Regions from separate parts of the Homo sapiens genome. Here all the other regions are linked to region 1. A link is a loop called in an ENCODE intact Hi-C map of the cell type or tissue named here. Cell type or tissue: endothelial cell of umbilical vein. All regions are shown on one strand. Links, peaks and the distances in the headings refer to the core of each region. The heading gives the core; the rest is flanking DNA. Region 1 overlaps UBE3B (ubiquitin protein ligase E3B). Region 2 has its middle 39 kb from the start of MVK. Region 3 holds the start of LOC105369975 (a long non-coding RNA gene). Region 4 overlaps MVK (mevalonate kinase). Region 5 overlaps MYO1H (myosin IH).

The links. A loop is a pair of places that touch in the nucleus more often than their neighbours do. Peaks named below come from ENCODE experiments on the same cell type or tissue, not always from the same donor. Only the 100,000 strongest peaks of a DNase experiment are listed, where the experiment ranks them.
Region 2: it touches region 1 in a loop (8-fold over the local background); 4 of 110 quality-filtered maps call a loop at or near these places.
Region 3: it touches region 1 in a loop (18-fold over the local background); 9 of 110 quality-filtered maps call a loop at or near these places.
Region 4: a loop joins it to region 1, with 8 times the contacts of the local background. A loop is called at or near these places in 33 of 110 quality-filtered maps.
Region 5: a loop joins it to region 1, with 7 times the contacts of the local background. A loop is called at or near these places in 9 of 110 quality-filtered maps.

What each region holds. Positions count from the first base shown.
Region 1 is chr12:109,515,533-109,521,335 of GRCh38, forward strand. UBE3B (ubiquitin protein ligase E3B) reads left to right here. Exons shown (of 28, transcript NM_130466.4): 19 at 1,233-1,352; 20 at 5,616-5,792. Among named protein-coding and RNA genes, the nearest start is that of UBE3B, 41 kb to the left of the region's middle. In endothelial cell of umbilical vein, for the core only: a CTCF peak has its summit at 3,401 (motif pointing right); DNase peaks (open chromatin) are centred at 3,439 and 3,869; H3K27ac peaks cover 2,108 bases.
Region 2 is chr12:109,610,353-109,616,155 of GRCh38, forward strand. No RefSeq gene overlaps it. Among named protein-coding and RNA genes, the nearest start is that of MVK, 39 kb to the left of the region's middle. RefSeq lists an enhancer at 873-1,373. In endothelial cell of umbilical vein, for the core only: a CTCF peak has its summit at 2,837 (motif pointing left); no DNase peak of the experiment used is centred there; H3K27me3 peaks cover 567 bases.
Region 3 is chr12:109,842,183-109,847,985 of GRCh38, forward strand. LOC105369975 (a long non-coding RNA gene) reads right to left here and starts at 1,300. Exons shown (of 2, transcript XR_945333.2): 1 at 1,150-1,300. RefSeq lists a silencer at 3,139-3,418. In endothelial cell of umbilical vein, for the core only: a CTCF peak has its summit at 3,301 (motif pointing left); a DNase peak (open chromatin) is centred at 3,289.
Region 4 is chr12:109,595,100-109,600,902 of GRCh38, forward strand. MVK (mevalonate kinase) reads left to right here. Exons shown (of 11, transcript NM_000431.4): 10 at 1-82; 11 at 1,327-3,026. The coding sequence ends at 1,478. Among named protein-coding and RNA genes, the nearest start is that of MVK, 24 kb to the left of the region's middle. RefSeq lists an enhancer at 3,429-4,118. In endothelial cell of umbilical vein, for the core only: a CTCF peak has its summit at 2,774 (motif pointing right); a DNase peak (open chromatin) is centred at 2,802.
Region 5 is chr12:109,425,205-109,431,007 of GRCh38, forward strand. It overlaps MYO1H (myosin IH), which reads left to right. Exons shown (of 32, transcript NM_001101421.4): 18 at 742-847; 19 at 2,265-2,382. Among named protein-coding and RNA genes, the nearest start is that of KCTD10, 49 kb to the right of the region's middle. In endothelial cell of umbilical vein, for the core only: a CTCF peak has its summit at 3,007 (motif pointing right); a DNase peak (open chromatin) is centred at 3,017.

The DNA of each region.
Region 1 (5,803 bases), core at 804-5,803:
CTAATTCTATATTTTTAGTAGAGTTGGGGTTTCTCCCTGTTGGTCAGGCTGGTCTCGAACTCCCGACCTCAGGTGATCCACCTGCCTCGGCCTCTCAAAGTGCTGGGATTACAGGCGTGAGCCACTGTGCCCAGCTGTTACTGTTCTTATTTGTATTTAATAAAGTTCTTGACTTTGGGGGAGATTCCCATTTTTAAAAAAACAGCTGTGGTTAGATTTATGTATTCATTCAGCTGACTTGATTTAAATGGTATTAGGGTGCTGATTCTTGAGCCCAGGATGGGGCAAAGAGTCATGCTCTTTCTAAATAGGTTTAGCAGAATCTTAAGAATAAGGAGAGAGGGTTCCTTTCAAGCAGTAATTGAGAAATATTACTGGTGGGACTGTGGTGGGCTTGAAGGCACAGAGGAGGCAGGTTGAAAGGTCAGGGAGCTTTATACTGTAGGGTCATTTTTAAATTTTCTGACAGTAGGAAAAGTTATCTTTGAATTATTTTTGTTCTTAGGATTCATAATATTGATTTCCCTTAAAGCAGGCACAGCTAGATAAAGAAGGCTCTGTAACTTGTTCTGCCACCAAGTTTTTATAGTGGATTATTGACTGAATGAGGAGGATTTTCTTTTTTCTTTTTTTTCTTTTTTTTTTTTTTTTTTTTTTGAGACAGAGTCTCACTCTGTCCCCCAGGCTGGAGTGCAGTGGCACGATCTTGGCTCACTGTAACCTCTGCCTCCTGGGTTCAAGTGATTCTCCTGCCTCAACCTCCCAAGTAGCTAGGATTACAGGTGCATGCCACCACACCCAGCTAATTTTTGTATTTTGTATTTAGTAGAGACGAGGTTTCACCATGTTGGCCAGGCTGGTTTTGAACTCCCGACCTCAGGTAATCCGCCCACCTGGGCCTCCCAGAGTGCTGGGATTACAGGCGTGAGCCCCCACGCCCAGCCTTGAGGAGGATTTTCTCGTGGGCCATTCCTAGCTGGACCCTAGCTGCAGCCAGACCACTCTTTCCGGAACGTTTTTTGCTTGTGTATTCAACAGTATTTCTAATTCCCACAAGTGTTCCAGGGAATGCTTCTGTTCTCACAGGACACTTCTAACTGGTAGCACATGTTAAGGCATCCCATTCTGCTTGCATCTCATCTAACTTCAGTTTCAGTCATTTTTGCAGAGTGTTTTTATGGAATCGTCAGTTTGCTGACCCTGTTTTCTGATCCCGCCTTTGTTCATTTTAGAGAGTTCTACTGTTTCGAACCATGGTTACCAAGGAGAAGGAGAAACTGGGGCTGGTGGAAACCAGCTCTGCCTCCCCGCATGTCACTCACATCACCATCCGCCGGTCCAGGATGCTGGAGGTGAGTGTGAAGCCTATGGAATCCTACCACAAGGAAGTGGGCCCTGCAACATGGAAGCTCTTTAGTGGACGGTCTCTGGCTTTTGAACTGTTCCTGTTACTCCTTGATCTGAAATTAAGGCTCTGGGAGCAGGAAAGGGGTCATTTGTCCTGTTGACTGCTCTGAACAGCTGCTTGGTTAAACATGTTCTCATTGCTGGAGACCCAGCAGTGTCTTCCTTTACCCCATGAGAGCTAGAGTATCCTGGGCTAGAGCATCCACCTCTTCATGTCCCTTTGAAATGAGGACAGGAGCTGCCAGTCACAGCGGCTGCACTAACACTCTCAGGTCTGTGCAAACTCCATTTGTCCCAGCAGGCACTTTGCTGAGACTCTCAACTGTGATTGTAGTATATAAGTGGAGTGGAGGTGTTACATTTACTGAGTTATGTAGAGAAATACTTTTATCACAGAGCCAGAAGTTCTTTGTAGACAGAAACTTACAAGATACCACTGAAGTGACCCACCTGAGCTAAATCCGTTGTCTGGAACTACCACTATACGGTGACTCCATGTAAATTAGAGATAGGTACCCAGTCCTCATATGTCAGAAAATTGTCACAATACATTGGTTTTGTTGGTACAAGACCGTGCCTCCAATCTGCTGGAACATGGTTGTCATAAACTTAACTACCTACGATGTCTGTGTTATCCATGCCACAGCCTCCCCTGGGCTTGTATAGTGCACAGCCTACCCATACATGCTCATCCTGCCAGCGATAGAATTGGTGACTGAGCCACAGTCCCCATTCCCTGGAGAGGCTTGGCTTCATTTATTTGCCATGTTTGCACTTCAGACCTTTTTATCACACTCCAGCTGCAGTTCCCCATGAGCCTGTCCTGTAGTGTAGGACAGTCACGGGATCCCCTGAAGTATGTGGCCAGATAGCCACCCCCACCAGCAGATGGCTTCTGGCAGCAGCTGTTCCTCCTCACGTGTCTTCATTTTCTCCCTCGGTGCATCGTACCTTGTTTGTGTCACTCCTTACTGGAGAGCTTGTTTGAGTGCCCCTGGCCACTGGTGATCAATGCCGAGAGCTGCTAGGAAGGCAGTGTGTGCTGAACAGTGGATGTTTCTGACATTCTTCAAGGTAGGCATAAGGAATTGAAGGGCCCACTGGGCCCTGCAGGCCATGTGAAGGAGTAAAGCTGGCTGAGTGGGTCTCATTACAGGAGCATTCTGTTTGCGTGCTAGACATATAGAAATAATCTCCACTTCTGCGCCCTCCTGTTCTTGAAACAGCCCTCTTGGTCTGTGTAGCTCTACTTGAGAAAAATAGCCCCCACGAGTGAGTTGATAAATGGCAACTGACACCCAGCCTCAGTGTTGGGGAGCAGTTGGAAGCACGTGCCTCCCCAGAAGAGGCCACCGCCACTCAGCTCCTCCAGACCTGCCATGTGACGAGGTGGGCTCCATAACGCTCTTGAGTTTTTAAGAGAAGGCCAAAATTCAGATCTTCCATGTTGTGAACTAATTGAACTCTGTAAAGTGCCTAGAAAGTCAGATAACACCTGTCTTTCCACCAAATTCAACCTGTGGGCCACCCATTTGCAACCTCTGCTTTTGATTCAGAAAAAGCCCAATTGTGTGGTAGGGACTCCCTTTCTAGCACTTCCCTCTGCAGACCCAGATGCATCTCCCTTGTCTCTAGAAATCCTCAGCCCCACTACCCATCACGCCTACCCAGACGTGGCCAGCACCCACCCATGGGAAGAGTCTGGGGTGGTATAGATTGCAGTATCTCCTGAGAGTGGCAGAATCCGACTCCCTTCACAAATATCATTGCTTATTGGAAATTCACTTGACATCCCAGTTACTCTGGCCCTACTTTTTAAAGCATATCCCTCAGGGATGGCAAAAGAGATGTCTGTCTTAGGCTTTAGGCAAAGTCCCTTTTCCTCTTTACTTTCCACTGGAGAAGGGGAGAGGGTTGTTCATTGTTATCCCAGTTGTCGTAATCTGGTGGCTTGGTTATTAGAATATGAGAGCCCAGGGGCCTTTGCTGGATTTGGACACAAGGGGGCGTCAGTAAGCTGATCTCAGACTCATGCTCTCCTGGGCATTGTTTCCTTTTTTATGGTTAGTATTGAGGGCTATGCTTCTCTATTAGGCTTCCAGATATTAAAGTCCTGTAGGAAGGCTCTTCTTCCCAGAGGGTGAGTTTGGGCTGGAACTCTAGTATTCAGAACCGGAAGGATCCTCAAACATACTCTTACCCAGTCCTTTCCCCTGTCTCTGTCAAAGGCAGAACTGAGGCCAGAGAACTTCAGTCAAGGTCACTTGGATATCAGTGATAGAGCTGGGCCTGGAAGCCAGGCATCCCTTTTCTAGCTCAGTATTCCCTGTGTGTGCATGTTGAGATGCAGTGAAGAAGAGGAACGCTGACTCACATTCACCTCCCAAGAGGCATGGATATAATCCTCGCATATCCACGCCAGTTCCCAGAAGGCAGGAAATGTATCACAAGAGGCAGTCCCCTCTAAACGTTTAAACAAAGAGGCTGGTGTGGAGCTGATCAAGCAAGACTGAGATTTGAATCCAGTAAACGCTCCTTGAGCTAGGCCATGTGCCACTTGCTTTCACATGTACCATCCCATTTCATCCACATAACCACAAACGCATCTACTAATGCGTGTGAAGGCTGGGGAGGCATAATTTTAAAGCAGGTTGGAGGAACTCCTGCAGGCAGACAGGAACTTGATGGAATTCTCCATCCGTTCTCATCTCAGTGCCAAGATAATTATCTTAAATTTAGGCAGAATGGTTTAAATGCTGTTACAGCTGCCTGTTGACTTCCTGTTTCTCCCTTTTGTCATCTAACTTAATGATTCTCAAACTTTATGTACATAAAAAGTCCTTCTCAGGTTTGCCTCCACAAAACTGTGCTCCTGTTCCCACATGTGACTTAGGGGTCTTGAGAGGTAATTTTCCCTTGCCCACTAACTTTGAAGCCTAACCCCTGAATCGGGGCACCATAGGATAGTCCTTTGGGGATCACTGGGTGAACATGGCAGGAAGGCAGCAAGGGTTCCCCAAAACAGGTCTCGCCACACTGGCATACTGCTCGTTTGCTTTGTGATGAGGGGACCAGACGGCAGCCGAGTGGATGCTGTGGAGACAGCCTGTCTAACCTGCGAAGCATGTGACAGTGTTACAGTTGTAGCTGAAAGGGAGAAATGTGGCATGGCCTTCATAGGACAGCAGGGTTGATTGGTCACTTGTTCCATCACAGTGTCTGAAGACATCAGTTTCACCTGGTGATTGGGCCTCTCAAGTCGGGCCAACAGACTCTTCCCTGGGCCCTGTGCTGTTCAGCACTGTTTTTATAGTCACTGCTCTGAAATAAAAACCTCAGCACCCCAAGTACTAGGAATGCATTAGATGATGGAACCAGAAGCCAGGAAGGCCTCAACAGATTAGAATCAAGAGACAAACTAAACAGATGATTTAGTAGGAGAACTCCAAAGTTGTGGTTCTGGGGCTGTGCATGTTGAGGTCTGGATGGAGTAGATGTGCTGAATGGCTGTGTCCTAACAGAGCTGACCACCAGCCAGAAGTCCAGGCCCAGCACCACCCCCACATCTCGGTCTCTGCTCCCTGCGTTGATCCCTGCCATCCACCTGCTCTGCTGCCAATAGAAAGATCTGACAGAAAGTCAGCCCTGTTACTCTTTGCCTAAAACCTTCTGCAGCTCCCATTACCTTCAGGATGTCCCCTAAATTCCTCAGCATGACTTGCAGGCACTTCATGATTGGGAAGGCAGCGGGAGATGAGGGGTGATGGGTAATTCTTTTCATTTTACAGTGTTCTGTAGGTTTGATTTTTTTTTTTTTTCTTTTTTCTTTTTTTTACCATGAGCTAAAGATACTCTTAGCATTGAGAGAGAGAGAAATGTATCTTGTCCCGGTTTCTTTCATCCTTTGTCTGATGGCCAGGAGCTTGTCATGACTCATTTTGTCTAACTTCCCCATCTCACTGCTCTGTCCCCTTGAGGTCAGTCTCCCCTTGCCAAGGAGTGATACTGTCACATCCCCAAATGAATCTTTGCTTTTAATCAGCACTCATTCAAAAGCAGGTGAGAACGGCTCCTGTCATGCATCCACGTTTCATAATTTGCACATTTGGTAATGATGCTGGGAGAGCTTCGCACAGAGGAGAGGGAACCCCGAATTGTGTGCATAAGGCTTTGGGCTTCCTAATGGGCTGTAATTCTGCTCTTGGCAGGACGGCTACGAGCAGCTTAGGCAGCTCTCCCAGCACGCCATGAAGGGGGTCATCCGTGTGAAGTTTGTCAATGACCTCGGGGTGGACGAAGCAGGGATTGATCAAGACGGTGTTTTTAAGGAGTTCTTGGAAGAGATCATCAAGAGAGTTTTTGACCCAGCACTCAATCTGTTCAAGGTATTTAAGGG
Region 2 (5,803 bases), core at 367-5,366, 94 kb after region 1:
CCTCGGCCTCCCAAAGTGCTGGGATAACAGGCATGAGCCACTGTGCCCGGCCATATACCCCTCTTTTGATAGTCTCCAGCTGGAGGTGGGGCCTCTTTTGCCGATGCCCTAGTTGGCATGGAAGCCCTTTATAACGGTGTTCTAATTAGGGCTCCCATAACAAAGTACCATAAATGTGGTGGCTTAAAACAACAGAGATTTACTCTGTCATGGTTCAGGAGGCCAGAAGTCTAGAATGAAGGTGTCGACAGGACCAGGGACCCTCTGAGACACTGGGTCCTCTGAGAACCCTCCCTTGCCTCTTCCTAGCTTCTGGTGGTGGCTGGCAGTCCTGGGCTTGCGGTTGCATCACTCCAGCCTTGGCTGTTGCTGACACATGGCCTTCTCCCTGTGTGTCTGGCTTCACATGGCATTCCCTCTTATAAGGACAGCAGCCCACCCTCATGACCTCATCTTAACTTGATTACATCTGCAAAGACCTCATTTTCAAATAAAGTCACATTCATGGGGATCCGGGGTTAGGACTTCAAAATCTCTTTGTGGGGGACACGATTCCACTCCCAATAACCCCTAAGGGGCTGGGCATGGTGGCTCATGTGGGTAATCCTAGCACTTTGGGAGGCTGAGGTGGGAGGATTGCTTGAGCTCATGAGTTTGAGACCAGCCTAGGCAATAGGGTGAAACCCCATCTATACAAAAAATACAAAAATTAGCCAGGCACTGTGGTAAGCGCTTATAGTTCCAGCTACTTGGGAGGCCAAGATGGGAGGATGGCAGGATGGCTTGAGCTCAAGAGTTCGAGACCAGCCTGAGCAACATGTCGAAACCCCATCTCTACAATAAAATACAAAAATTAGCTGGGTGTCGTGATGAATGCTTGTAGTCCCAGCTATTCGAGAGGCTGAGGTGGGAGGATGGCTTGAGCCCAGGAGGTAGAGGTTACAGCGAGCCGAGATTGCACCACTGCACTCCAGCCTGAATGACAGAGCCAGACCTTGTCTTAAAAAAACAAAACAAACCCTAAGGGCAGGGGTTTTGCTGGTTGTTTCTGCCTCTGTGGTCTCCAGCCAGAGCCTGGCATATGTCTGTGCCAGAGGGGAGTTGTGGATAGAGTCAGAGTGTCCAGTCTCTCCCCGTGGGTGACCGCAGCCCCTGCTGCCAACAGCAGCAGCCACAGCCCGCTTGGCATCTGGGCAAGGCAGGTCTCCCGGGAAGCCCCCTCCCACGGGCTGTTCTCCGAAAGAAGTGGTGTTGATGTCGGCAGGTGCCTGTCACTTCCCTTCCCCAGCAAAGTCTCAAACTGTCAGAATAAGTGAAATAGTCATTGCCTATCTCTGCGTTTGAGATTTTATTGGCAGTTTCATTGTCACCCAAAACAACCTCCTTTTCTCCGTTGGCGTTTTCATCAGATGGGTCTGTGGGCAGGAGGAGGAGGCAGGGCTGGCTCCTAAAAACAGGCCTGGGCAGGTCATGGTGCTGGCTCCACTGGGCTGGAGTCAGCAGGGGCAAAAGACCCCGTGGTGGGCTCTGCCATGCCTTGGCTCCTGCAGAAAGCTGCTGGGCACTCTCTCCAGGGAGCAAAAAGGAAGTGAGAGACGGAAGGTAAAAACACCCTGAGAGCCCCTGGAGATGGTCACAATGGCCAGATGGGGCAGCCCAGACTGCACAGTGGGTCCTCAGGCCCTTCCCCAGTCCTCCCTGGTGGGAATTAGGGGGGCATTATGGTGGTGGGGTAGGAGCATGGGCTGTGGCATCAGACCCACCTGGCGGCAGGCACCTCAGAGCAAGCACTTCTCCCTGCAGAGCCTCAATGTGCCTGTCTGTCAAATGGGGTGGTAACAGGAACCTTCCATCAGCTGAGGGCTTGATCTGGGCCACACACCCAATTATCCTGTTCAGTCCTCCCCAGAACCGAGAGAGGTGGGTGTGCTCAAGCTCTTCATTTTCTTGATATGGAAACTGAGGCAGCCCGACCAAGGTTACCACAGCAGGCAAATTGCAGGGGTTGGGTTTGAATCCAGGCTGTGAGACTCCAAGCCTGGTTGTGAATCCACTTTGGAGGGTTAGTGGAAGGAGTGTAGGTGATATTATTTTTTTTTTTTTTTGAGACAGGGTCTCACTCTGTTGCCCAGGCCGGAGTTCAGTGGTGCGATCACGGCTCACTGCAGCCTCTACCTCCCAGGCTCAATTGATTCTCCTACCTCAGCCTCCCAAGCAGCTGGGACTACAGGTGTACACCACCACACTCAGCTAAGTTTTAATTTTTCCTAGAGGCGGGATCTCTCTGTTGCTCAGGCTGGCCTCGGACTTCTGGGCTCAAGTGGTCCTCCCACCTTGGCCTCCTGAAGTGCCAGGATTACAGGTGTGAGCCATTGTGCCCGCTGGTAATAAAGTGTCAACAGAGTACTAGGCACATGGGACAAAAAGCCATCTGTTATTGTTGTCTGGGCATGGGGTAGAATCTGGGCCCCTTGGCAGTCACTCTCTGTCCTGGGACTTTCTGGACATCACTGGGTAGTTTCACCCACAGGGTGGCCTAAGGAACCTCCAAGGGAATGGGGTGAGCTCAGGAGTTCCACTGAGACTGGGGGTCCCTGTGTGGGGCTCAATCCTGCTTCATGCTGTGATCCTGCTGGTGTACTCTGTCCCTGGCCCCCAGCAGGGCTGGGTGCCACTCTACCACATCCAAGCATCACAGAAGGGAATCTGAGGCCCAGAGAGCTGTCCCTTGCTCAGGGCTCCTGAGCCAGGGAGGTGGATACAGTGGTTAGAACCACAGATTGTGGAGTCAGTGAACTCCATGTTTGAGTTCTGGTGTGGCCACCTGCTGGTTGGTTAACAAGTTGCTGAGTCTCAGAGTCTCAGTTGCATCCTCTGCACATTGGGATAATAAAGGATTCCTCTGGAGACTGGGTGCTGTGGCTCTCACCTGTAACCCAGCTACTCAGCAGGGAGGTTGGCTTGAGCGGGGGAGTTCGAACCTGTAGCCCCGGTGCTACTCAGCAGGGAGGCTTGCTTGAGCCCGGGTGTTTGAGGCTGCAGTGAGCTATGATCACACCACTGCACTCCAGCCTGGGTTACAGAGTGAGACAGTCTCTAAAAAAAATCACATCCCCCTGCTAAGGCCGAGGGGACAAATGATGCTACACAGAAGACATTAGCACACAGAGAAAAGAAGACAGAGTTTTGGCATCTACAGGCTCCTTGAAGATCTCAGACTCCAGCCCATTCTTGGTGCAGAGGAGGAAACTGAGGCCCAGAGATTAGGGAGGGTTTCCACTTAGCCACCCCGCAGAACAGGGGCTTGTTCCTTGGCCCTGTAACTCCCGATCCAGAATGTCAGCCACCTCCCCAGCTGGCGTCGTCCCGGGAGTCCCCTCCGCCCCTCACCTGCCCTTCTCCCCGTGTCTCTGCCTTCGAGAGCCCAAGCTGCGGGCCCGCAGTGAGGAATGCCATTCTCCCTCTCCCCGGCACACTGAAGGTTTTGAAAGTTAAAGTATTACCGTCGGCTTTGTTGTTGCCTAACTACGACAGACAAATTGAGAACCAGTTGTCAAAATGTCAGTGCACAACAAATCAACATGCAGAACGAGTCTCAGCGCTCTGCGGTGTATAATTAAACAAAAAATCCCTTTTAGAAATTTCAGCGAGCGTTGGTTCCACTTTATATTTGTCTGTGTGATTAATAAAGGCAGCTAATTTTCAGACTTTAAAAACAGCTAGAAAATAGCTCCTAATTACATATTAGGTTCCTCGCGGCCCCCGCTGCGCTCCGCCGGCATTGGTGGGCCGAAGAATTTGGCAGAGTCTTAATTGCATTCTGAGCATCATCTAATTTTAGTTAAATGTAATGTAATCAGCAGCAGATGTCTGAAATAAAATATGAATTATGAATATGATGAAATTTCATTCTTGAATAAAAAAGTAATTTGCTATTTAGTTCATTAAAGTCATAGAGGTTTATTAGGAGCAGGTATATATGGCCCGATGAGGGTATATATTAAGTGATACTGGGAGACAGAAACCCCAAAGGGATGGGAAACTTCATCCAGGAGAGTTCAGTTATGATTAATGACTGTGGGGGCTGGAGAGGCTCCTGGGGACCCTGAGTTTACCCAGCCGGAGAATTCCCTCGGGCTCTTTGAGGAAGGCCCTGAGTTTTGGGACAAGGGGACTTAGAGAGGAAAGCCCTGGGTGCTGCCCCTGAGCCCTGTCCCACCCCTGACACCCACCCCCACCTCCTTACCGCTTCCAAGATGGGCACAGTGGAGAGCTGGCTCCTTGGACATTGCTCTATGCAGGACACTCACCTGGGCCTGGTGACACAGCATGAGGTGGTGATCAGCTTCTTACACACTGAGCAGAGATTGGGGCTCTGCCTCTCGCTGTGTGACCTCAGGCCAGAACCTCAGTTTCCCTTTCTATACAAGGGGACTAATCATAGTACCTATCAGACACTCTGAACAGTACCTGGAATGTGGCAAAGCCCTCGTTTAGCGTTAGCTGCTGGAGTTGCTGTTATTAGCTGTAGAGGTCATATTTTAAATTAGTATTAAAATGCCTTCTTTTGTTTTCAGTCTGTGTGTGTGTGTGTGTGTGTGTGTGTGTGTGTGTGTGTATGTGTGAGACGGAATCTCACTCTGTTGCCCAGGCTGGAGTGCAGTGGCACGATCTTGACTCACTGCAACCTCTGCTCCCCGGGTTCCAGTTATTCTCCTGCCTCAGCCTCCTGAGTAGCTGGGATTACAGGTGTGAGCCACCACATCTGGCTAATTTTTGTATTTTTAGTAGAAATGGGTTTCACCATGTTGGCCAGGCTGGTTTGGGACTCCTGACCTCAGGTGATCCACCTGTCTCAGCCTCCCAAAGTGCTGGGATTACAGGCATGAGCCACCGCACCCAGCATGTTTTCATCTTTTTTGTTTGCTGTTTAGAGATAGGGTCTCACTCTGTCACCCAAGATGGAGTGCAGTGGTACCATCATAGCTCACTGCAGCCTCCCAACTTTGGGCTCAAGCAATCCTCCTGCCTCAGCCTCCCAAGTAACTGGAACTACAGGGCACACACTACCACACCTGGCTAATTTTGTATTTTTTATTGTTTTGTAGAGACAGGGTCTCACTATGTTGCCCAGGCTGGTCTTGAACTCCTGGCTTCAAGTGATCCTCCTGACTTGGCCTCCCAAAGTGCTGGGATTATAGGAGTAAGCCATGGCACCTGGTCTGTTTTGTCTCGTAAGCAGCCTGTGATGCAGATCATAAGTTCTAGTCTGTTTTTTTTAGCTGAGGCTGAGGGAGGTTAAATGATGTGTCTGCAGTCACACAGTGAATAATTGCCAAAGTTGAGATTTGAACCAGAACCGTCCTGCTCCCGGTGTTCCCTGCTACATCCAGAGCAGTGCCAGGACAGCTGGCGGGAGTCCTGGCTGAGGATTCTGGAGGGGGTGGCTCATCAGCCCCAGAAGGAGACAGAGAAGAGTGAGGGACAGGCGGGTAGGATCTGCCAGAAGATGCTCTGGTCAGGTCGGGGACAGAGGCTGCCTCTCCAACCTCCCACTTCACACCAACCAATGATTTCCTGCAATTATCTGGAAAAGATTAATTAGTAAAGTGCACCATATTGACTGAAGGCCGCCCCGGCGATCGATAACTTGGGAAAGTCTCCCAGGTGCCCAGAGAAAAAAACCGAACTGGAAAGTGGGGGAGGAGGCTCATTTTGCAACCCTGGGGTTGTCCACTCGGCTCTCTGGGTCGGGGCCAGCTCTGCGTGACTCCCTCTTGGCTTCAAGCAAGACCTTTTTGCC
Region 3 (5,803 bases), core at 230-5,229, 330 kb after region 1:
GGACTGATTAAGGGTGCATCATCTTCACAGCTGCCCTTTATCCAGCACCCCCTGGCAGGAGGCGCTGTGCTAAGTGTATTTGCATTTGTGGCCCCATTCCTTGTCAGAAGCAGAGTGTAGATTTTACTGAACTTATAAATACAAACCGGGAGCTGGATACAGTGGTAAAAGGTATCCATTGGCCGGGTGCAGTGGCTCATGCCTGTAATCTCAGCACTTTGGGAGGCCAAGGCAGGTGGATCACCTGAGGTTGGGAGGTGGAGACCAGCCTGACCAACATGGAGAAACCCTGTCTCTACTAAAAATACAAAATTAGCTGGGCGTGGTGGCCCACTCCTGTAATCCCAGCTACTCAGGAAGCTGAGGCAGGAGAATCGCTTGAACCTGGGAGGCAGAGGTTGCGGTGAGCCAAGATCACGCCATTGCACTTCTCCAGCCTGGGCAACAAGGGAGAAACTCCGTCTCAAAAAAAAAAAAGGTATCCATTGTAGATTGTCAGAGCTGGGCAGGAACTTTGAACTATCTAATCCCAATTTTGTTTTATTTTTATTTATTTATTTTTAAATTTATATATATATATTTTTTTCAATAGCTTTTGGGGAACAAGTGGTTTTTGGTTACACGGATGAATTGTATAGCAGCGAAGTCTGAGATTTTAGTGTTCCTGTTACCAGAGTAGTGTACATTGTTTTTACTTATTTTTTTATTGACAGGAAATATTTTACATATTTATGAGGTACAAGTGAGTGTTACGTGTACAGAATGTGTTATGATCAGGTCAGGGTATTTGGGGTATCCATCACTCGTATTTATCATTTCTGTGAGTAGGTAACATTTCAAGTCCTCCCTGCTAGCTACTTTGAAATATACAAGCCGGGTGCGGTGGCTCCCGCTTATAACCCCAGCACTTTGCGGGGCTGGGGTGGGCAGACCACTTGAGGTCAGGAGTTCGAGACCAGCCTGGCCAACCTGATGAAACCTCCGTCTCTACAAAAAAATACAAAAATTAGGTCCAGGCATAGTGGCTTACGCCTGTAATCCCAGCACTTTGGGAGGCCGAGGCGGCTGGATCACTTGAGGTCAGGAGTTCGAGACCAGCCTGGCTAACATGGGGAAACTCCATCTCTACTAAAAATACAAAAACATTACCTGGGCTTGGTGGCGCATGCCTGTAGTCCCAGCTACTCAGGAGGCTGAGGCAGGAGAATCACTGGAACTCAGGAGGCGGAGGTTGTAGTAAGCCAAGATCGTGCCACTGCACTCCAGCCTGGGAGACAGAGCGAGAATCCATCTCCAACAACTACAATGACAACAACAAAAATTAGCTGGACGTGGTGATGCGTGCCTGTAATCCCAGCTACTTGGGAGGCTGAGGCAGGAGGATGGCTTGAGCCTGGGAGGTGAAGGTTGCAGTGAGCTAAGATTGGGCCACTGCACTCCAACCTGCGTGATGCAGACAGACATTGTTTCAAAAAAATAAAAGAGAAAGAAATATACAATACATTTTTGCTAACTATAGTAGTCACTCTACTCTGCTATGGAATATTGGGGCTTATTTCTCTACCTAACTATATGTTTGTACCCATCAACCAACCTCTTTATCCCGCCCTCCCTCTATCACACCCTTCCCAGCCTCTGGTATCTATCATTCAAGTCTCAAAAAAAACTTTTGTTTTTTTTAGATGGAGTCTAGCTCTGTCCCCCAGGCTGGAGTTCAGTGGCGTGATCTCGGCTCACTGAAATCTCTACCTCTTGGGTTCACGTAATTCTCCTGCCTCAGCCTCCCAAGTAGCTGGGATTGCAGGTGTGTACCACCACACCCAGCTAATTTTTATATTTTTAGTAGAGACAGGGTTTCACCATGTTAGCCAGGCTGGTCTCGAACTCTGACCTCAAGTGATCCGCCCACCTCGGCCTCTCAAACTGCTGGGATTACACACGTGAGCCACCATGCCTGGGTTATCATTCTATTCTCTATCTCCACGAGATCTTTTTTTTTAAACTCCCACAAATGAGTGAGAACATGCAATATTTGTCTTTCTGTGCCTGCCTTATTTCACTTAACAAAATGACCTCCACTGCCAGCCATGTTGGCTACTAATGACATGATTTCATTCTTTCGTAAGGCCAAATAGCATTCCATTGTCTGTATATACCACATTTTCTTTCTCCACTGTCCATCAGTGGGAATTTAGGTTGCTAATCCCAATTTTAAAGATGAAACTGAGACCCAGAGGACAGAAGAGGTTTGCCCAGAGTCATACAGCGGATCAGGGCAGAGTGAGAGTTGAGAATGCACAACATTTTCTGGTGTTCCTTGTTGATGTGTTGAGAAGGGCCCTACTGTATCTTCAAGTACAAGGAGTAGGCCAGGAGTGGTAGCTCATGCCTGTAATCCCAACACTTTGGGAGACTGAGGTGGGCAGATCAGGTGAAGTCAGGAGTTCAAGACCAGCCTGGCCAACATGGTAAAACCCTGTCTCTACTAAAAAAAAAAAATACAAAAATTAGCTGGGCCTGGTGGCATATGCCTGTAGTCCTGGCTATTCTGGAGGCTGAGACAGGAGAATCACTTGAACCCAGGAGGCAGAGGGTGCAGTGAGCCGAGATCATGCCACTGCACTCCAGCCTGGGGGAGAGAGCAAGACTCCATCTCAAAACAAACAAGAACAGGGAGTAGGTGAAAATGATCCGGTTTAACTAACTGCATTAAGAACCAGTTGTCCTTTCAGGAGCCTTTGGCAGGCTGTAGCATCATAATTAATAAAAATATTAACACAGTCCATTTATTGAATATCTTCTATGTGTCAGGTATTTTACACGCCTTATTTCATGTAATACTGCAAGGTAGAGATGTTTCTGTCCCATTTCACAGATGCAAAAACTGAGGCTCAGAGAGGGGAACTGACTTGTCCTGGGCACACAACTTCAAAGTTTCAGAACCTGGACGTGAACCCAAGAATTGTTAGGTGGTGGTGGTGCTGGTGGCAGTAGTAGCAGTGAAAATAACAGGACACACCTAATGACCCTCCACACTGAGGCAGGTGTGAACTCAGGGCCCCAAGACACCTGCTGGAGGAGCTGCAAACTTTCCCAACAGTGTGCAAGTGAGGCTTCTCACGTAGCCCTTAGGAAACAGCCCAAGCACGGTAGGAGGACAAGTTCTCCTGCCCCTCCTGCCCTCCCTCCGTTCCACCCACTTTGGGAGCGGGCAGGAGCCTGGTGGGGTGTGGGGAGGCGCAGGGCCTGGCGGGGCCTCCCAGCTCTGCCTCTGCGGCACAATGGGGACAGCGCCACCTACCGGGCCCGTGGGAGCTGCAGGGGCTCAAGCGCAGGCGCTCAATGCGCAGGCGCAGGGCTGTGGGGCCGGCGTGAACCCGGGAACCCATCCACCAACCAACCAGCAAAACTGAAGGGTCGTGTCCCCATATAACCTCCTGCAAACGACGGTAATTGGGTCAACATTGAACGATTACGCAGATAAGCGCCTGCCCGGGCAGCTTCATTGACTCGGTGAGCTAGAAACTGTTGGTATTCCCATTGTATGGATGAGGAAACTGAGGCTCAGAGGGGTGAAGTGAGCTGTCCAAGTCTACTTCCCTAATAGACGGCCGACCCAGGACTCCAGTATTCGATCTCATCAGGCTACGCCCCACATCACGTAAATATATCTTTGCAGTTTTATTGAACACCTGAACACCTACTAAGGCAGCTTACTATGCTCCAAACATTGTTCTAATTACCTTACAAATGGTAACATTTAATTGAAGCCTCACAACAAGACCTGTGTGTTACGGATAAGGAAACTGAAACTCTGAAAGGTGAAGTTGTAACCGAGTCCAAACTCCTTCTGCTCCCTGCATGATAGCCACTCAGTCGAGAGGCCAGGAGTTGGAGCAAGGAAAGCGACTTTATTTTGGAGAGCCAGCAAACCTAAATGGCCTAAATGTTCTAAAGAGCCCTCTTAGAATTATATGCTCTTGGGCCCGGTGTGGTGGCTCATGCCTGTAATCCCAGCACTTTGGGAGGCCGAGGCGGGTGGATCACAAGGTCAAGAGATGGAGACCATCCTGGCCAACGTGGTGAAACCCCGTCTCTACTAAAAATACAAAAATTAGCTGGGCGTGGTGGTGCACGCCTGTAGTACCAGCTACTCAGGAGGCTGAGGCAGGAGAATCGCGTGAACCTGGGAGGCAGAGGTTGCAGCGAGCTGAGATAGCGCCACTGCACTCTGGCCTGGGCAACAGAGTGAGACTCCGTCTCAAAAAAATATATGTATATATGGGCTTGGCTTTGTCTTATATGTTAGGTAAGGGAGGAAAGAAACAGGCAGACATCTGGGTGCCAGCAAGGGTCAGGGGGAAGTTTGTGAAACTTCTTTGTCCTTGGGTAATGGTCTCTCATGTGACAATAGCCAAATCTCCTTGTTCCTATAAATCGTTAACAAATTATAGTTGTCTACATACTTCCTCTTTAATCCCAAAGTTAGTTTTGAAAACTATGTGATTGCTATTTCTGCATTTTATCTCAGTTGCTCTAAAATTATCCTAGCCTTCATACAGGAATGGGTAAAGGCCTTTAAACAAAAATGGACCAGTCTGGACAACATAGTCAACACAAAAAAATTTTTTTAAAGATTAGCTGGGGCCGGATGCTGTGGCTCACGCCTGTAATCCTAACACTTTGGGAGGCCGAGGCGGGTGGATCACCTGAGGTCAGGAGTTCGAGACCAGCCTGGCCAACATGGTGAAACCCTGTCTTTACTAAAAATACAAAAGGTAGCTGGGTGTGGTGGCGGGCACCTGTAATCCCAGCTACCTGTAATCCCAACTCGGGAGGTTGAGGTAGTAGAATTGCTTGAACCCAGGAGGTGGAGGCTGCAGTGAGCCGAGATCACACCACTGCACTCTAGCCTGGGCAACAGAGCAAGACTCCTTTTCAAAAAAAAAAAATTAGCCAGGTTTGGTGGTGCATGCCTGTAGTACCAGCTGCTCGGGAGGCTGAGGCAGAAGGATCCCTTGAGCCCAGGAGTTTGAAGCTGCAGTGAGCTATGATTGCACCACTGCGTTCCAGCCTAGGTGACAAAGCAAGACCCTGTCTTTAAAAAGACAGAAGTTCTTCTGCTGTTTAATTGTTACAAAGTGAATTTCAGTTCCTTGTCTATAACAGTGATGTATTACAATGGGTTTGACATGTTGTATTGTAATGGGCTCAGTGAGTTTTAACTGAATGAATCAACAAGTCAATGTCAACCCTCGTCAAACATTTGAGCTAATTTGGGTTTCTGTATGGTTAACCTGGGTCAGATAAGGCAGCACCCCATCAGTGGGAACGCTCTGGCAGGAGGTGTGCTGAAAATAGGCTCACTGTCAGCTGGCACACAAGTGAACACGGCTGAGGGGAGATTTGGAGTTGGACATGAAACTTCTGTGGCCCCATATCTGGCTGGGTTACCCTGGGCAAGTCTCTTTGCCACACCCTTTGGGGTTCAATTTCCTTCTCTGATAAACGGGGCTACTGAGGTCCACGTCTCAGGTGGTTGTGAAATGATTTGTGTAGAGCACTTTTGCAGGGCCCGTTATATAGTGACCAATGTGTGTTGTTTCCTCCCTGCCCCAGATGGAACTCAGTCCCACTTTGACAAGGATGAAACGGGAAAGGCATAGATGCCTTTCTGGCTTTTGTCTCTGGGGTAGAAAACCCAAAATGTTCCCAGGGTCCCCGCAGGTACTAGGAACGGGGGCTGGGCTGGGAAAATCCCTGCCTTCCACAAAAAAATTGCCCTCCCGGTCTCACCGTATTA
Region 4 (5,803 bases), core at 441-5,440, 79 kb after region 1:
CAGGTGACCAGGGCCCGCGGACTTCACAGCAAGCTGACTGGCGCAGGCGGTGGTGGCTGTGGCATCACACTCCTCAAGCCAGGTATCCCGGGGGTAGGTGGGCCAGGCTGCCAGCCTGGGCTCCTAAGAGGGGTCCACCTGGAGAATTCCCTTGAAAGGAAAAAGAGACCTGGAAACAGGTCTCAGCTCCGCTGTGTGGCCTTGGGCAAGTTAGTTAACCTCTGGTCTTTGCTTCCTCATTGGTAAAATAAGGATGAGAGTATCTAGCTTGCAAGATCGTTGCCCAGATTCAAGCAGGAAAGTGCACCTAGAGAGCCTGGTGCAGGGCTGGGCTGTGGCTGGGGCTCCTGTCATCGGGGCTGTCCGCACAAGCTTGGGAAGTAACCAGGGCATTGTCACTCTCCACGTCTGCCTAACCTTGCCCCACTTGTACCCTTGATGTGGTCAGGATGCGGTTGATTTTGCTACAAAACGAAAGGGTTTCCTTCCCGTTGGTTTGGGGAAAGAGGAAGACCGAGTAATGGGCTTGGCTTAGGAAGCTCCCTGGTGCCTGGGGGCCTGGCAAGGGGCTTCTGCTAGTGTTTAACCACCTGACACCTACCTCTGCCCTCAGGCTCGCTCCTGGCCTACAGTAGGCACTAACCGGTCCCACCTGCCTCCATTTCCCTCTGTGCTCCTTGTCCCCTCCTTCCTTCCTTCTTTCTCTTTCTGTCTTTATCTCCTCCTCTCTGTTCTTCATCCTTCCTTTCCCCTCTGCTTTGCACTGAGCCCCCTTAGGCTCCAGACATCCCCTCACACTCCATGATGGCTCCCAGGCCTCAGGAGGTGGCCACATCCTCACTCCAGCCAACCCCAACTGTTGGTTCCTAGTTCAGAGCCCATGACGATGGTGGGACTTGACATTTCTGGAGTGTGCCCGCTGTGCCAGGTGTTGTGCCAGGCACTTTACCTGCGTTATTTCCTTTAAGCCTCCCTGAGATCTGCACGGGGAGTCATCATTAGCCCCATTCCCAGATGAGGAGACTGAGACTGAGAGAGGGGAAGTCACTTGTCTGAGGCCACACGGCCAGTACAAGGCAAGGCCAAGTCCTGTGACTTGAGAGCCCATGTTTTTAACTCTTGCTCCCTAAACCCCTGGGGGTGCAAGGCTGGGCATTCCAGTGCACGGAGGGGCTGCAGGTAACCTTGGGCTTTATGGCCTGTTGGCTCAGGTGGGTCACAGCCAGGAAGGCACAGCAGGAAGGCCTGGGCTTTTGCCTTGAATATGATGAGCTTCTCCCACGGAGCGGAGAGTTGTCAAGGGTGACCTGCCTTCCCTCCCCGCAGGGCTGGAGCAGCCAGAAGTGGAGGCCACGAAGCAGGCCCTGACCAGCTGTGGCTTTGACTGCTTGGAAACCAGCATCGGTGCCCCCGGCGTCTCCATCCACTCAGCCACCTCCCTGGACAGCCGAGTCCAGCAAGCCCTGGATGGCCTCTGAGAGGAGCCCACGACACTGCAGCCCCACCCAGATGCCCCTTTCTGGATTATTCTGGGGGCTGCAGTTCGACTCTGTGCTGGCCAGCGAGCGCCCAGCTCCTGACACTGCTGGAGAGGCCCCAGCCGCTTGGCGATGCCAGCCAAGCTCTGCAGTCCCAGCGGTGGGACCTAGGGAGGCATGGTCTGCCCTCTGCATCCTCTGGAGCCAGCCGAGCAGGAGGCCTAGGAGGGTCCTCTGAGACTCCAGACCTGAGGCGAGAAGGGCTGCTTCCCTGAAGCTCCCACAGTCCCATCTGCTTCAGGCCCCCGCCTTGGCCTGTGTTCTTCCTGGCCGCCTGGGTCCAATGCTCAGGTGCTGGGGCCTGGTTCCCGGAGAAGTGTGCCTTCTCTCTCCCTTTTCAGGGACCGCCCCCTGTCTCTCAGGGCCAGGCCTCTCCCTCCTCCAGGAAGCCTTCCCCTACCCCTTGTCGCCCCTCCCTCCCAGAGCACCTGCTGTCTGGGTGGCTCACTCAGCACTTGGTGTGGCCTTCCCTTCTACCTAGCGGGATGGGGCTCCCCCAGGGGCTGTCCCGGAGGCGGTGGGCCTGGTTAAATAAGGCAGGGTTTATATGCACTTTCTTCCGATCTGTACCTGAGAGGTTTGTGGAAAAGATGGCAAATGGGGAATAAAAAGATTTTGTGTCAACAGTAGAGACTCCAGGCCACCAGCACCTCCCTCTGTCCCTGTCCCCTCTCCAGCTGTTTCCTCCATGGAGCTCTTCAGCAATGGAGGGAAATAGGGTTTGGGGTCACTTTGTTGTGCGTCTTGGGGATGAGGTGGCTTTTCCCAGATGGCCCTTGCTGGAGAGGGACTGGGACACGGCTCTCAGTCCATCAGCACAACTCTAGGCTGCTGCTGCGGAGGGAGAAGTTGAGCTTCCTAGCTCCAGAATCACAAGCACCCACGAGAGCACAGACCTGTGTAAGACAGGAAAGCAGAACCTGCCATCGCTCCTGGGGCGCGCCTTCCTTTCTGAAATGAACTGGCTGGATGGAGAAAACAGACTCAAATGTTCTGGCCCGGGTGCCTGGCACTCCCCACCCCCGCCCCCCACCGGCCCTATTTGAACTTTATATTGCAGTCAGCTTGGTGCTTTCCGAAATGCCATTAGCCATCAGGAAACCCTTGTAGTTGGTGCCTTGCCAGCCAGAACCTCTGGGACCCACGGACCTGCAAAGAGGCCGAGTGGAAAGGTGGGGGCCGGCGCAGGGATTTCAGGATGAGGTGAAAGCGATTCAGTGCGCGTCTGCCCTTGGCCACTAGGGGGCAGCTGGCGGCCTTCCCTGCTGTTGTCTTCCTGCAGGGTGAGAGGAGCAGGAGCCGAGCTCCACCCCCACGCCAGCCTTGGGCCCGGCCTGGGATCACTGCTGGGAACGTGAGAGTGAAGGGAGGACGCCTACCCCAGCTTAACTTGTAGAAATGGCCCCAGATCACTGATGGCTGTTCCCTGCCCCTTCCCTTCAAAACACAACGCATAAAGCAGTAATACTAATTAATACTGAACGCTCACTGTGGACTAGGCGTGTTTACGCATCGCCCCTTCTCATCTCTGCCCCGACCTCAGTGTCATTGCTAGTCTCATCCCCGCTTTACAGACCAGGAAACCAAAGGTCAGAGAGATCGAGTAACTGGTGCAAGTCCACACAGCTCATCAGCATCTGAGGCCGGATTCAAATGGACTCCAGAGCCTGCTCTTAGCCCCTACGTGTGTCTGCTGGGTGCGGCTCTGTGTGCAGGCTCACTGCGATTTTTTAGCTTTCTGTGCTCAGGCTCGTTTTTCTGGATTCGGATGTATTTGACCGGGGTGGGGCTCGGACCTGCATGTTTTCCTCCCCACGCGATTTTAATGAACAACCAGGCCAGAGGCTGCTGTGCCCTCAGTGATGGCGCTGGCTGACAGCCAGCCTCCAGCCTTTAGGAGGTGGGCCTGGGAGCCTCCCCAGGCTTCCATAGATGTCCGCGGCAGCTGTGAGATGGGTGCAGGGGACAGAGGCTGAGACCCCCAGAGCCCGTCTGCTCCTTGAGGCCCTCTCTCTCTCATTCCCTGGGGACAGGATGTCACTCCTGGGGCAGGGGCCAGCTCAACACTCTTGCTCCAGTGAAGCAGCTGCCGGTGCGCTTTGGCCAGAGCAACCTTTCAACCCAGCCACCCCTGCGGCCACCATATGGGCCTGGTGTCACACTCCTGGCTACCTTGTAGACAGTTGGCACTTGCGGCTGTCACCCCTTCTCATTGCCTATTGCAGTGGTTCTCGCTCTCAGAGCTGCACCTCGGAACCACCTAAGGACCCACGAATTCCTGACTCCACCCCAGATATTCTGAGTTAATCTGTCTCAGCGGTATCTTTTTAAAAAGACATCTTTTAAAAGCTCCCAGGTGATTCTAACGTGTGACCAAGCACCACATGGTGCTGCACACCTGTAGTCCCAGCTACTCAGGACGCTGAGGCAGGAGGATCGCCTGAGCCCAGGAGTTGGAGGCTGCAGTGAGCTATGATGGTGCCACTGCACTCCAGCCTGGATGACAGAGTGAGACCCCGTCTCAAAAATATTTTTAAAAAATAAGAAAATGCAGCCAGGGCTGAAGATACCGAACTGGATGACCCCAGGGTCATCTCTGCACGCCATTGTGGTGGTTGAGCACTTCAGCCCTGCCCACCCCCTGGCCATGTGACCTTGGGCAAGACAGCTTACCTCTGGAGGCCACAGCTTCCTCATCGGGAAAGTGGGATTCACTAATACCCACCTTATGGAGGTTTCGTGGGGATCAATGAGAAAATATACAGAAGGCCCTTGACACAGTGCGTGGCACACGGTAAGTGCTCAATAAATACTCATTATTATAACTGTCTTATGCTGAGAGATAAGGGTGTCTTCCAGAGCCCCAAAACTTCAGAATGGTGCACAGAGCTGGCTCAAGGCGCCCTGCCCAGATGGTCCAAAGCCCCTAGGTTGAGACCCCTTGGGTCGCTGTTGGAGAAACACACCTAAGGCCCACCGGCTTTCCCACCTCCCTGCTTCCTCTGCAAAGAGGCGGTCACATAGCACTGACACCTTCTTTGCGAGGGGAACAGCAGTGCCTTTCAGGTCATAAGCTGGAGCCGCTCCCAGGGTCTGCAGCCTGAAGTTCTCAGAGAATTTCCCTGGTTCTGGCAAGGGTCTCACTTTGGGAGGCAGGCAGGAAATACTGTGGTTCTTTCCAGACAGAGTAGCTGCTATGGTTGCACTGATGTCGTCTCTGTCAGTGAGGAGTCCTTTTATTTATTTTTAGACAGTCTCACTCTGTTGCCCAGGCTGGAGTGCAGTGGCGCCATCTTGGCTCTCTGCAACCTCTGCTTCCCAGGTTCAAGTGATTCTCCCGCCTCAGCCTCCCAAGTAGCTGGGATTACAGGTGTGTGCCACCACGCCTGGGTAATTTTTGTATTTTTAGTAGAGACAGGGTTTCCGCCACGTTGGCCAGGCTGGTCTCGAACTCCTGACCTCAAATGATCTGCCCACCTCGGCCTCCCAAAGTGCTGGGATTACAGGCATGAGCCACCACACTTGGCCTGGTGAGGAGTCTTTCCTCACCAAGGTTTCTGTGGCCTGCTGGCAGCCAGTCGCGTTGGCTGGCTGGCTCCAGGTCAGCAAGCGTGGTGGGGGGCCGGCCCTGCCCTTCGCTTGTGCTTGGCCCAGCCAGCTCCTTTCTCCTCCACGGCTGTTTTCCTCCTTGTTTCCTCAGCTAGCGCCCTTTGGAAGACACCTGGCTCAGGGGCCCGCACCTCGCAGGTGCTTCCTTCCCCAGCCCTTCCTGGTTTCCAGCTAATTTTGGACAAGTTCTTTGGCTGTCTCTTAGCACCTACTGTCTTCTAGGAAGGGGCAGAGAGCTGGATTTGAGGCCAGGAGCTCTGGTTCCTAGTCTGAGCTCTTTAGTTCTCAAATTATAATATTTTTACTATTACAGAAACAGTGTAAATACACTGTAGAAAGAAAATACAGATTAGCAAAAATCACATCAAAGCACTGTGTTTTTACCATACAGAGATTACCCCTGTGAACAGCTGCCACCTTTCCCTCTGTGTGTGTGTGTGTGTGTGTGTGTGTTCATGCTGTTCGATAAAGTGAGATCATACTGTACATGCTGTTTTGTTACCTACCTTTTTGGTTTCCAGTCACCTTTCTCTGTCAATATGTTTCATCTCTAATGCCCAGGCTATAGTCACATTTCCTCCAGTTGGGCCAGGTGTCCGGCACCCTGTCTAATACCACATACCTGGCTGTTACAGCCCTGGCTTCTCTTTTAATCT
Region 5 (5,803 bases), core at 440-5,439, 91 kb before region 1:
GCATCCATAGTCCCAGCTACTTTCGGAGGCTGAGGCAGGAGGATCCTTGAACCCAGGAGTTTGAAGTTACAATGAGCCATGATTATGCCACTGCACTCCAGACTAGGTGACAGAGCAAGACCCTGTCTCTTAAAAAATCACTTGGAACGTGGCTTATGATATATACATTAACTTAGAATGTGATATTCATGTTCCAAGTTTAGTCCCAGTTTGTTCATTTGCAGGCATTCATTGAGCAGCACCTACTATGTATATGTGGCAGGCACTGTGCCAGGCACAGGGATTCAGCAATAACAAGCCAGATGAGGTCCCTGCCCTCAAGGGACTTACAATCTAGTGGGAGAGAGTATAAGAAAATACCATCAAATAAAGAAGTTATAATAATACCAGCATCATGAAGGACACGTGTCAACAAAGAAACACAAAGGAAGGTGGAAGAGAATGACAGGCCTGGGGCAGAACTGGTTCCTGCTGGGCACTCACCACGTCTTTGCTGAGCAAGTGAGGCATCCTAGACAGATGCTTGTCCAGCTTCCACGTGACCAGACCAAGACTGGCCTTCTCAGGTCAGGACATCCAAAGCCACCTCTTAATGGGCCAGATGGCCACTAGGAAGACAATCTGTCAATAGTTCAGCTCTATAGGGCTGACACCTTGAGCCCTGGCCAGTCTTTTTGTATTCGTTGGAAGCAGCAGTATCTCTCTGGCTCGTTCTCTCTCTCTTTCTCTCTCTCTCTGCAGGTGGGGACTCAGTTTAAAAACAGTCTGAGCAGCCTTCTAGAAACCCTCATCTCTAAGGAGCCCTCCTACATCCGTTGCATCAAGCCCAACGACAGGAAAGAACCCAGTGAGTTGTGGATCATTATGAACTGGGCTCAGGGAAAGGAGGCTGGGAGCCAAAGCAAGGTGGCAGTGGGTTGGGATCCTAAACACCACCACAAGCTTGCTCGATGTCCTCTGGATGTGAATCATTTTCCTTTCTAAATGATAGAAGTTGGCCAGATGTTACAGGCTTATGCCTGTAATCCCAGCCCTTTGGGAGGTTGAGGCAGGCGGATCACTTGAACCCAGGAATTGGAAACCAGTTTGGGCAACATGGCAAAACCCCGTCTCTACAAAAAATGCGAAAATTAGCCAGGCATGGTGGCGTGTCTCTACTAAACATACAAACACTAGCTGGGTGTGGTGGAACATGTCTGTAGTCCCATCTACTTGGGAGGCTGAGGTGGGAGGATCAATTGATCCCAGGAGTTCAAGGCTGCAGTGAGCCATGACTGTGCCACTGCACTCCAGTATGGGTGACAGAGTGAGACCCTATCTCAAAAAATAATAATAATAGAAGGTAAATGAATGCCTTTGGTGGTTCAGAGTGAGCATTTCTCAGAGGTTGTTCAGTTTCAGGAGCAACACAGCTGAGTCAGGCAGGTGTCAGAGGCGAAGGGAGTCAACGTCACTCTTTTCTAGCCAAGGAACAGTCTTCGAAAATGATCTATGACTTGGGTAGTTTCTAAGCTCTTGCCATGGTCTATAATATAGTTGTTAGGAACCATTATAATGAACTATAATGGACCATCAGAGGCTCACAGAGGCTAGGCAGGAAAAGCAAATGAGTGAAGCAGACAGGTTGAAAGGCAATAGGCAGTGGGGAGGACTGTGGCAAACTGGAGAAGGCACATTCTGTCTAAAGGGGCAACAGCGCTACTCCTCTCCTGCCAGCTGTTGCCATGTGGGACTCTGGCCTCAGGATAGCCAGATCTCAGGACTTTTCAGAGGAACCAGAAATTTAATTTTTTCCTATAAAATTCCCCCATTTAAAAAGCACAATTGGGCTGGGCATATGGTGGCTCATGCCTGTAATCCCAGCATTTTGGGAGGCCGAGGCGGGTGGATCACCTAAGGTCAAGAGTTCGAGACCAGCCTGGCCAACACGGTGAAACCACGTCTCTACTAAAAATACAAAAATTAGCCAGGCATGGTGGTGTGCACCTGTAATCCCCACTACTTGGGAGGCTGAGGCAGGAGAATCACTTGAACCCAGGAGGCAGAGGTTGCAGTGAGCCGAGATTGTGCCACTGCACTCCAGCCTGGGCAAAAAGAATGAAACCCCATCTCAAAAAAAAAAAAAAAAAAAAATTAAGACCTCACGAAATGAGTCTGGGGCCAGACCCAGCCCACTGAACTTCAGCTTGCAGCCTGTGATCTGCCTTGGTTGATATGAAGCCATGGGATCCTTTCCTGTCATTCTCTGTTCTATTTCTCCAAAGGCAAATTTGATGACTTCCTCATAAGGCATCAGATCAAATACCTGGGGCTGATGGAGCACCTGCGGGTGAGACGGGCTGGTTTTGCATACCGAAGGAAATACGAGCATTTCTTGCAAAGGTAAAATGTGCTTTATTGATCTGAAGCCAATAGTCATGTGCCTACTACATGAGAATCTCTGGGGTTTAGTGGTAAATAAAATGGCATCCCTTAGGAAGGCTCAGTTTGGTTGTTAACTGCTGTAGTTATGACAGCTAAAAACACTAACATTTGGGAGAACATAAAAACCCAACTCTGGCTGGGTGCGGTGGCTCATGCCTGTAATCCCAGCATTTTGGGAGGCCGAGGTGGGAGGATTGCTTGAGGCCAGGAGTTCGAGACCGTCCTGGGCAACATGGCAAAACCCAATCTCTACAAAAAAAAAAAAAAAAAAAAAAAAAAAAATATATATATATATATATATATATATATTAGATGGGTGTGGTGGTACACACCTGTAGTCCCAGCTACTCAGAAGGCTGAGGTGGGAGGATCACCTGAGCCTGGGAGGTTGAGGCTGCGGTGAACTTGAGATCGTACCACTGCACTCCAGCCTGGGTGACAGAATGAGAACCATCTCAAAAACAAAACAAAACAACAAAAAAAAAAACTCACAAAAATTCAGTTTACCATCTTCTGTTCATTTCACTAATCCCTGACTGTTTACAGTCAAGGGCAAGGCCAAGTGCGTAGATCTGCCACCAGGGGGCAGCCGTGGGCAGTGCCCCACAGGCCTCTGAATTAGCAGGAGAAGCTAAGTCCATTTGTGACCGTAGGGCCTGGTTTAGTGCCTTAGCGCAACGGGCTGTCAAGAGCAGCAGGTTAGCGGTGGGGACATGGGTTTTCAAACCACATGAACTTGGATCATAATCCTCATTCTCTTATAGCTGTGACCTGTCATTTCCCTTATCTGTAGGATTAAATTGTCTGGGATCAGGGAGTTTGTAAAGATTTAATGAACTATTTCTACGCCTACTCTCACCATCCCCCAAATTGCTTATACACCAACACTTCTTCAATGATGGGCTGTGTGTGAATTTATGCTACCAAAATAGCAACACACTCTCAAGCATAATAAATGGTCACTTTGTTGGGTCAGAATGGTTGAATAGCAGAAATTTCATGTGGTTCAACCAATATTTTGAGTGTAGTCATTTGAGACTCTTTGCCTTTATTTTTCCTGGATGTACCTCCTTTGCCCACCATTTTTGCCCATCCGCTACTTATTCATTCATCTTCATCCCAAATCTGACTTCTGCGGCAGATGGCAGGGCAACAGCCACTGCCCACCTCACCCCCCTCCAAACATATACACACTTGATGTTCCCATCTACCTGTGTTTTTTTGAACTTCATACATCTCTTGTCTATTTTTGCTGCTTTCTGAGGCTCATTCATTCTTTCCATAAAATCTAGTGAGCAGGCCGGGCATGTTGCCTCACACCTGTAATTCCAGCACTTGGGGAGGCCAAGGTGGGCAGATCACTTGAGGTCAGAAGTTCAAGACCAGCCTGACCAACATGGTGAAATCCTGTCTGCTAAAAACACAAAAATCAGCCAGGCATAGTGGCGCATGCCTGTAATTCCAGCTACTCAGGAGGCTGAAGCATGAGAATCATTTGAACCCGGGAGGCAGAGGTTGCAGTGAGCTGAAATCACACCACTGCACTCCAGCCTGGGTGATAGAATGAGACTCTGTATCAAAACAAACAAAAACTGGTGAGCAGCTATCTGAGCTAGCACTGTCCTAGGTGCTGGGGTGATGTCAGAGAACAGAACAGACCCCATCCCTGTCCTCATGGAATTTACTTTCTATGGGGGAGACCAACAATAACAAAGACGTAAAGTTGGCCCTCCACACCCGCGGGTTCCACATCTGAGGATTCACCCAACTATGGATTCAAAATGCTTTTAAAAATACAATAAAAATAACAATACAACAATAATAATACAAATTAAAAAGCAATATAGTCTAATATCTATTTATGTAGTATTTACATAGTATTAGGTATAATAAGTAATTTAGAGATGATTTAAAGTGTACAGGAAGATGTACTCAGGTTATATGCAAACACTATGCCATTTTTTATTAGAGACTTGAACATCCGTGGATTTTGTATCCATGGGGGTCCTGGAACCAATTCCCCACATACGATGAGGGGTGACTGCATAAGGCCAGGCAGGGATATGTTATTTGAAGAAAAGTGAATCCAGGTAAGGGGAAAGAGTGGCCAGGCTCCCTCCTTAGGTAAGGGGGTCACTCTCTGAGTGAGGAAGTGAGCCATGAGGACATTTGGTGTCTTAGTCTGTTTGGGCTGCTGTAACGAAACACTACACTGGGTGGCTTCTAACCAACAGAAACTTTTCACAGTTCTGGAGGATGGGAAGTCCAAGATCAAGGCACTGGCAGACTCAGTGTCTGGTGAGGGCCAGCTTCCTTGTTTGTAGATGGTGCCTTCTCGCTGTGTCTTCACATAGTTGATGATGTAGTCATAAGGGCACTAATCTCATTTATGAGTGCTCCACCCTTGTGACCTGATCACCTGTCAGAGGCCCTGCCTCCTAACACCATCACATTGGGAGTTAGATTTCATCATATGAATTTTGTGGGGACACAGACGATCAGTCCATAGCATTCAGGGAACATCAATCAAGGCAGGAAAGCCTGGAGGTGGGAGCAGGCTCTAGGGCAAGCTGAGAGGCCAGCGTGGCAGCTGGTCAGTGGCTGGGGACAGAGGCAAGGGGAGATTCACGGGATCGAGCTGGAGATAGCCAAACCCCGTGCACCTGCCTGGCACCACTTCCCTTGATCAGGGAGCAACCATATCATAGAGTTGAAGACATAAGGTACTAGTCCCTCCAACCTGCAGGCATTTAGGGCCTCTCCCCAGCCCCTCCATATCTGTCTAGCTTTGGCGGTGCATGCTGGTATTGCGCAAGGTCTGCATGGATGAAAGCAGGGCCTGAGGCTGTGCTGTGTCCCCTGGGGGTGGTGGAGACCCTATCTTCTCCAGCTTTCACTGGAGTTCAGGAAGCACACATCCTGCACCTTTGTGTAGGTGGCTGAACAGAGGAAGAACATGGGACACTCGATACCCTTAAAGAACATGCTCATAAATTCCAGGAAAATAAAAATATTTTTCACTGGACATGGTAGCTCATGCCTGTAATCCCAGCACTTTGGGAGGCCGAAAAGTGATCACCTGAGGTGAGGAGCTTGAAACCAGCCTGGCCAACGTGGAGAAACCCTGTCTCTACTAAAAATACAAAAATTAGCTGGGCGTGGTGGCACATGCCTATAATCCCAGCTACACAGGAGGCTGAAGCAGGAGAATCGCTTGAACCCAGGAGGCAGAGGTTGCAGTGAGCTGATATCGCACCACTGCACTCCAGTCTGGGTGACAGAGTGAGCTCTGTATCAAAAATATATATACATGTATTTTTTTTAACAGTTTAAAATCGGATTTTAGAACGTGGGAGGTGGAGCTTGCAGTGAGCCGAGA